Linked DNA regions of Homo sapiens: region 1 is linked to region 2. Evidence: chromatin contacts called from ENCODE Hi-C or POLR2A ChIA-PET data. All regions are on one chromosome and are shown on one strand. The core of a region is the stretch at or near the end of the contact, and the rest is flanking DNA. Distances in the headings are between cores, read along the strand shown.

Region 1 (4,088 bases), core at 503-3,002, 75 kb after region 2:
ACACAAAATTAACTGGGCATGGTGGCCGGGTGCGGTGGCTCACACCTGTAATCCCACTGAGGCCGAGGTGGGCGGATCACCTGAGATCAGGAGTTCCAGACCAGCCTGACCAACATGGAGAAACCCCATCTCTACTGAAAATACAAAATTAGGCTGGGCGTGGTAGCTCACGCCTGGAATCCCAGCATTTTGGGAGGCTGAGGTGGGCAGATCACCTGAGGTCGGGAGTTCAAGACCAGCCTGACCAACTTGGAGAAACCCCATTTCTACTAAAAATACAAAATTAGCCGGGTATGGTGGCACATGCCAGTAATCCCAGCTACTCAGGAGGCTGAGGCAGGAGAATCACTTGAACCCGGGAGGTGGAGGTTGCGGTGTGCTGAGATCATGCCATTGCACTCCAGCCTGGGCAACAAGAGCAAAACTCTGTCTCAAAAAAAAAAAAAAAAAAAAAAAAAATATATATATATATATATATATATATATATACACACACACACACACACACACACACACACACACACACACACAATTAGCTGGGTGTGGTGGTGCATGCCTTTAATCCCAGCTAACTCGGGAGGCTGAGGCAGGAGAATCACGTGAACCCGGGAGGCGGAGGTTGCAGTGAGCCAGGATGGCACCACTGCACTCCAGCCTGGGCTACAGAGCCAGACCCTGTCTCACAAACAAAACAAAACAAAACAAAGATTGGTATCAGTTTATTACTTTGATTTGCATTTCTTTATCAATGAGTTTGAACAGCTTTTCACAAGTTCATTGGCTTTCTTCTTCTCTATTCATTTCCTGTAGTTTTTTATGCTGTGTTGCTTGTCGTTTTAAATTTTAAGGAAATTAATACTTTTCCCCAAATGTATGATATATCTTTTGGCCTTTTTTGTTTATAATTATTTTGGCCACAAGGAAGTTTTAGTTTTATATAAGTAAATATTAATATCATCCTTTATGCTCCTTGATTTTATATTTTCTTCTAGTATTTTAATAGTTTTTAATAGTTTCACCATTATACCTTTAAATCTTTGATCCATTTGGAATGTATGTTGGTGTAAGGCATGAAGTAGGAAGCTATCCTTTTTTCCAAGTGGCTACTCAGTTGTCCCAGCACCATTTATTGAGTAATCATGTTTTGCACGCCTATTGGAAATGACATCTTTATCCTTACCATTAGTATCGTTCATCTCCCAACTATGAGCCAGGATTTAGGGCCTTCCTTAGTGGGAAGCTTCATGGGCTGTTTGGTGAACGTCGGGTATTGAAGTATTAGGAAAAGATGCAGAGGGAACGAAAGTTTGAAACTGCTGAAGTATGGGTGGTCATGAATTGAGGTGAGCACTCGAATGCCTTGGCCCCAGTGAGGAACGCCACTGAGGCTGTGTCCTGAGTCCTACCGATCCCATACTTTTGCTTAAATTACACAGCACACAGATGCTCACAAACATGAGGCTGGCAGTGTAACCGAGCCATAAAAATGCTGAAAGGGGAGAGGATTTGTTTTCTAACAGCTATGTTTCTATGCTATTTGCCTAAGGCTTTTAATACAGCAATAGTACACTTCTTTCCACGAAAACATTATGAAGAACATACAAGCAGGACAGCTATTCTAATTAAAAGCAGTCTAGAGTTCCTCTTGCTCCCCTCCTGCGTTAGGCCCTGACATCCACCTGGAGCTCTGAGGGCTTGAGGAGCACAGCGTGCAGACCTTAAGCCTGAGAAATCTTAAGTAAGGAAACAATAATCCAATGTACCAGGAAGAGGTACTACATCTGTAAGATTTATGAGAGTTTGTGGGATGGGCACTCCAAGAGGAAATAAGCTTAGTGTTAACTATTCATGGCTGCCAGTTCTCTGCCAAGGACAGGAAATTTCAGATTTACTCCCAGGAAAGGAACAGGAATGAATACCATTCCCAAACCGTGGATGGCAAGCCGTGGTCCCTTCCTCCTCCACCCACCCCCCGGCAATGCTCTTTGTGTACATTTGAGCAAGTCATTTTGTATAAGAAAGACCTTTCTTGATGTGACTGGTATTTCTCTTGTTCTTCAGCTTTATGAAGACTTCAGAGAAAACTTGGTGCAGGACATTTCTTAGTTAATGATTCAAGCATCACCTGAACAGATCAATTGAAGTAACAAAGCACTGTGTATTGTCATTATATAGCATCCTTACATTTCCAAGGATGCAGCTGTCCCAAAGAATTCTTACCCATGGGCTGAAGAATTTGCATTAATCTAAAGCCAAGCTCTCAGGGAAGCTGTGTGCATTTAGGAAACAGCAGAGGATTAATGGAACCTCCTAGCCTGTTGCCTCCCAACTTGGCCTTGTTCCCTGCAGCACAAATTAAAATCAATTGCTTGCTTAATATGAGTCTCACCCTTCTCCATCTTTTCTCTCTTAGATCGTACCATGAGGGGTTTTACTTACTGTTAACTTTTCTCTCTTAGATTGCACCATGAGGGGTTTTACTTACTGTTAAAGAATGCTTGTAAAGTGTGGGTTAACTGTGCTAAGAAAGTAATCTTTATTCTTGGGTTTGGAAAATGAACCACTTTTGGCAGATCTTTGATGTTTTCAGAGATGCTAGGGTTAGAATTTCTAGATCCTTATTTTCCAGGCTAACAATTAAATTAATAAGTTAAAACATTTTAGTAGTTTATAAACGCATAGGAAAAGGACTGGATAGACACTAATGTCAAAAGGGAGACATAGAAAAGAGAATGATTGTGTTTTACTCTCATAGGTCTATAATCTTTACAATGAGAATGTGTTTTATATTAAATAGTTGTGTAATAAAAATTCAAACAAATTTTATTCTGGTCACAAGCATGCTTTCTGCTCTGTCCCAGACAACAAAAATGACCCACATTCTCTCTACTATGTTCACTTAGCTCATCACACTCTGCCTTTTTAAAAACACCTTTTGATAGAAAACTTTTTGCAAATTTAATTTTTTAAAAATAACCTGCTGACTCACTGGTTTGTAATGGAGGACAGAGTCCTTTCTAGATCCTCGAATTTCGTGCCTGTCTCCAAGGCACATCCCCACATCCCGTCACAGTGCTGCAGGATTAGGGAGGATTGCTTCCAGCTGAAAGAGATGGGAGGCCATAAAGGCTCTTTCTTCTGGATGACGTTGGAAAGGAAGAAACATGGAGTTAGAAATGCTTATGTCTCCACACGTAGCCTCTTCCTGGGCAACCCTGGACAGTCTCTGTCTGCCAAGGTGATCATTGTACTTGCAAATTTACCTAACCTGTTGACTGCCTGTGTTACATTTACTATTGAACCAGCTAGAGTTCAAAATTAACTTTTGATCACTGACTTTCAGTTTGAACCAAAAAAATAAAAAGAGGAAAGAGCCACGTAAAAGGAAATACAGCTTGATTTCATTTTTTTCTTGTTTTATTTGATGAACTAAATTGTCCATTCTTCAGGGGCTCAGAATAGATATTTCCTTTTGTTTTGTATCAAATATTAAAGAGAGTTTGACCTTCTTTGCAGGTCAGAAAATTAATTAGTTAACTCTGGATATTGAATATGCCACAAAGTAGACTAAAATACTTCAGATCATTTCTAGAATGAGGCAAGGCCTAAAGAAATAAATCCTCTAAATCGAGTGAGGTTGGCCAGAGATACCTAGCATTTTATGGTTGGCTGAAGATACCCAGCATTTTATTAACTCTTTATGACTTCTTTATCACGAGATTTGAGTCACCTGCTACTAAGACACATAAATAGATTGTTTGGTCAACACACAACATGTGGATTAAAGTATAACTTTCAGAGGCAGAGAATCCAAGGGGTAAAAATACCACATTTGCTCAGTATTCTACCACAGTGCGGTGGCACAAGGTGGCACTGTACCTGGATTGGTCTTATTTCTGTTTCCTAGTGTTGGGGGTAACTCTGGACTGCATTATGCTGGTGGGCCTATAGTTTGTCTTCAAGTTTTTTAAAAATCTCAGTCACTAAAAAAAAAAAAAAAAAAAAAAAAAAAAAAAAAAAAATCTGTAGTTCCAACATAGCTCTAATATCTACTTATGTGCCACAGTGAATTTCAGGCAAAATATGAC
Region 2 (4,177 bases), core at 572-3,071:
TTTAATAGGTAGCCATGGAAGTAAAGGAACGATCATAGAATGTGGGTAGGTCAGAGGGTTGTGTTGCTGGAAGTTTCAGTGTTCTTCCTCATGGATGAGAGCATTTCCCAGGGAGGTGACAGGAATTCTTTTGGAGAAGAAGATTTTGAGGCAGGTAGAGATTGTCTTCAAGGATGGAAAGAAAGTTGACTCCTCAGGGAAGGCTTGATGAAGAGACCTAGTAGTGTCGTGGTGTGAGCTACTGTGGGGTAGCAGGAAGTTTGCTGACCCTCTCTCCCAAGGCTGGGAACCTGGACCCTGGCAGAAGTCTCTCTTCGAGGCTGAAGAGCAAAACCAGGTTTGCAGTACCAGAGACTGGCAGGAAAAATGATCTGGAAACGAAGAAGAATGCTCTGCAGAAGCTTCTTAGCAAAGGGACAAGGGGTCTGGGGTACAGGTGAGCAGGAAAAAAGATGTGAGAAAGTAGGTTCTGAAGAGAGACAGACTAGTGCTAGGAAGGGCTGATCTGCAAAGGGGTGGAGATTTATATGCAGGTTTTCCAAAGGAAATGCCAAATGGTATATTTCTTTTAATCACAAAGTAGTGTCTGCTTACTACAGAGAGAACTGAAACTACAGCCAAGCAAACAGCAAAAACAAGTAAACAAAAGAAGCGTAAGAACTACCCACAATCTCAGGGTCCTGGAGCTTTTCCAGTTGACATGTTCCTCCCCTCCATTTCCCACTGCCACAGCTTCAGGTCAAGGCCACAAAGGCCACATTGCTTTTAGAATGAGCTTGTGCTCTGGTTCCCAAGTGTCTCTAACTGAGCCCCCAGGGCTGCCTGAACCCCACCCTTCACGTCCTACTTGGGCTGCCAAAGTCATCTTCCCAAAACATGACTTTTCCTCAGTCACTTTTCTTATTAGATTTTATCATATTCCACATCCCTTCCCTGGCCCTCAAGGGTGCCTGTAACCTAGAACCATCTTACCTTTCCACCCTTGTTTCCAAACCTTCCGCTTTACTTAGACATGCCTTCCCATTTCCCTCCCGACCCACTTCCCTCACAGCCTCACATCTGGGTCTCTGTCCCCTCACTAGGATGTCTGCCCTATCACAATGACCAGTCCCATCCAGATTATGCCAGTTGTCGAGGTCCCATACCCTACTTTAGCCCATAGTGATTTTTGCCCTTCCAGTTACTCATCTGATCACCCCTTTTAGGATTTACATTAGTTCTGTTCCAGTAAAGGCTTAGGTAGGAAGCACAGGATGTAGAGCTGAGTTGAACCTATTCCCCTGATCTTACTAATGAGGTGCCTGATATTCAGAGAGACCAAGGGACATCCCCAAAGTCAACCAGCAATCCATTAGAGCTGAGCCTAGTACCTTGATTCTCAGACATGAATGCTACTTGTTGAATTGAAAATTGCATTCATAATACATCTCTTCATAGATTCCTGGCCAGGAAGCCCCAGAGACCAAAACAGTGGTTATCAATATTTAGAATATATCAGATTTACCTGGGGAGCTTTATCAAAATCCACACTCCTAAGCCCAATAGGGGGAAACTCTGATGTGGTAGGTTTAGGGTAAGACCTGAGTATTTCCAAGAAAACCTCCCTGGATGATCCTGACACAGGGAGCTTTCAGATCATCCTTTGAGAAAATCTGCTTTAGAGCTCATTCTTTGGTTCGGCTTTCTCTTTTGAGCTCACTGATATCATCCCTGTGGACACTGAAGCTTTTCTGAAGCTTTCTCATCTCAGGAATTGGTTTGGGTTACTCTACAATCAGATTTCCATCCAGGATGTCACGGCAGTGGCTCAGTACTGCAGCCTGTGTACCTTCTCAGCCAAACTGGCCTGGGCCCAAGCTTGGGCCAGGTTATTTTTCAAAGTACTCTTGGGCATACTGTGACACAATATTGAGCATAGTAGAATTCTTGTGGGAAACGCTCCGTTTGTCAAGGTGTTTGTGAGCACCTTCTGAAGTGTGGATGCCTAGCCTCTGTGGCCTGCCAACTGTCTGCACCACAGGTTAACCAAACCCAAACTGTCTGCACCCAAGTAAACCCAATCCAAACATGAGCCTTGAGCTTGCCAAACCCCAGCACATGGAGACCTGGGCCAGGATTAGGAGGTAGAGAGGCAGTTTGTATAGTGATGAGGGCAAGGCTCTGGGGCACACTGCCTGGGTTTGTATCCCAGTTCCACGGTTTCTAGCTGTGTGACCTTTAACATGTTTCCTCATCTATAAAACAAGAACTCAAACTATAAAAATAATTATATTCTACAAAATAAAAATAATTCCTAGCTCCCAGGATGGTTATAAGGATAACAAATCTATGCATGTGAAGCGCTTAAAACAGTGTTTGGCGCATAGTAAGTGTTCAATAAGGGCTTGCTATTGTTAAAATTATTTCTTGAAAACTGGGGTGAAATACTTAGACTGCAAAGAGATAACTCAGTATGCGTCTGTGCAGTTATCAGTCTAAAAGTTATCAATTATCTCCTGGTTGCATGCATGAGCATAGATCCGAAGAATGACAAGCGATATAGTAATAGCTCCTCCAAATGCTGCCTGGACCTCTGAAGACAATTTAAAAATGCTAGGTATTTCCCAGCAATAAGGTCAAGCCTTGCATAATTTAAGAAATATACAGCAATTCCACATTTTGGTGCTTTGATAAGGTGGCAGTTACATAACAGGCTGCAACCACGCAGATGAGCAGAGCCAAAGGTGGGGGAGAGGGTGTTCTGAAAAGATGTGTGAGTGTTGGAGTGAAGGCTGTGCGAGATGAAAGACATGGCAGCAGTTACAGTCTTCATAAAGTTTGGGTCTGAAGGATCCACGCATGCCCTGTGACATTATAAATGGCCTGACAGCAGGAAAAACATCTCCTGACATTTACTGTCAGGCTAACACCAATGGGAGGAATGAAAGTTTGCCTTATATTTGTCATATTACCAATGTTTTCTTATTCCTTGATAATGTTTTTAAGCTAAAAGTAAGATTGCATCAGTCTCTAAGGTGACACAAAGCTGAATTTGTCTCTAGAATTTATATGTTTTATCAAACTTTTGCAAAAGACTCAACTTAGAGTGTTGCCAAAGCATCACCTTCCTGTATCACGTTGCCAAGTTAACTTTTCTTGATGCTCCGACTTAGTGGTGCCATTCTCCAAATTCCAAGTACAGGAGAGCCCTAGAAGGGTGTCAGAAAGCAGGTTGCAGTAGCTTACTTCTGTTTTTGGGTAGGAGATGCTGGTCCGTGAGCACTCAGCAAGTGATCCTGTGTGCTAACCACTAAAATACTTAGACCACCCTGTTTGAGTTGTATGATATCTCTTTAAAAGGGAACTGACTGGTTTACATAGATTGCGTAGTATTTATCATAACATAATGCTCAGACTTTTAGAGACCAGAAAGCCAGTTTGTTTGGGGGACCATCTTTAGGCCTAGCATCATCCTCATCTCCTAGAAGTGGCCAGAATAGCTTGGTTGTTGCCCAACCTTTTTGGATATGATGCTGTAGCTGGGGGCCTTTAGATCCAGGGGTAAGGAGAGTGCTAAAGGGCACTGCCACCAGCCAGGGCAGGCTGAAAGCTTTGGCTCTGCCTCAGCACTTGTTAGCCTACCATTTTCCTTAGCAAGAAGCTGCTGTGGAATGAGTTCCTGGGAGTGGATGAGGCCCAGGTAAGCCTTGTTGGATTGAAATGTATAATCTTACCTCTGGGTCTTTTAAAATAAATCAAATTTTAATATTTACAAATGATAACAGAATTTGGAATGAAGATTTTCTTTTTATTGCTGCCTGTCCAAGCACCATGGGAGATCAGAATGTTAGCTTGATGGCTGAGTAGCAGGCAGTAAGCAGGGAGGCCTTAGCTAGCTGTAACTTTTATTTATTCATGTACTCCCTCCTCAATACAGGACGTGGACCACACTGTGCCGTAGAGGGAGGACGTTGACATAACACGATCTGACCTCAAGCCCTTATATATAAGGCATTAATTTGGATATCAAACTGTTTGAAATTTTTTGTAATAAAGTTTTTTAAAACTTAGCACATTTGAGGATAAGAAGGAGATCTTGGAAAATAAAAATATCACTAACTAAACAATTATAAAATGTAATAGAAGGGCTAGAAAATGAAATCGGCGGTTTCCAAAAGGTAGAATGAAAAGATGAAGA

What was found. A loop is a pair of places that touch in the nucleus more often than their neighbours do. ChIA-PET counts read pairs that join two places held with the same protein, here RNA polymerase II (POLR2A). Pooled maps may share reads with other maps.
Region 1: a loop to region 2 is called in a map of DLD1, with 5 times the contacts of the local background. The contact joins two enhancer-like sites. A Hi-C loop is called at or near these places in 3 of 168 maps with a recorded cell type or tissue (DLD1, G401 and endothelial cell of hepatic sinusoid) and 5 of 50 pooled maps. POLR2A ChIA-PET finds 5 or more read pairs at or near these places in 2 of 52 experiments (WTC11 and activated naive CD4-positive, alpha-beta T cell).

What each region holds. Positions count from the first base shown.
Region 1 is chr3:37,960,048-37,964,135 of GRCh38, forward strand. All of the region lies in intron 3 of CTDSPL (CTD small phosphatase like), which reads left to right. Among named protein-coding and RNA genes, the nearest start is that of MIR26A1, 7.3 kb to the right of the region's middle. RefSeq lists an enhancer at 1,818-2,429. Within about 2 kb of position 1,753, at least 3 of the 41 ENCODE cell types and tissues checked have a DNase peak (open chromatin) inside an H3K27ac peak, as active enhancers do.
Region 2 is chr3:37,885,295-37,889,471 of GRCh38, forward strand. All of the region lies in intron 1 of CTDSPL (CTD small phosphatase like), which reads left to right. Among named protein-coding and RNA genes, the nearest start is that of CTDSPL, 26 kb to the left of the region's middle. Within about 2 kb of position 1,822, at least 2 of the 41 ENCODE cell types and tissues checked have a DNase peak (open chromatin) inside an H3K27ac peak, as active enhancers do.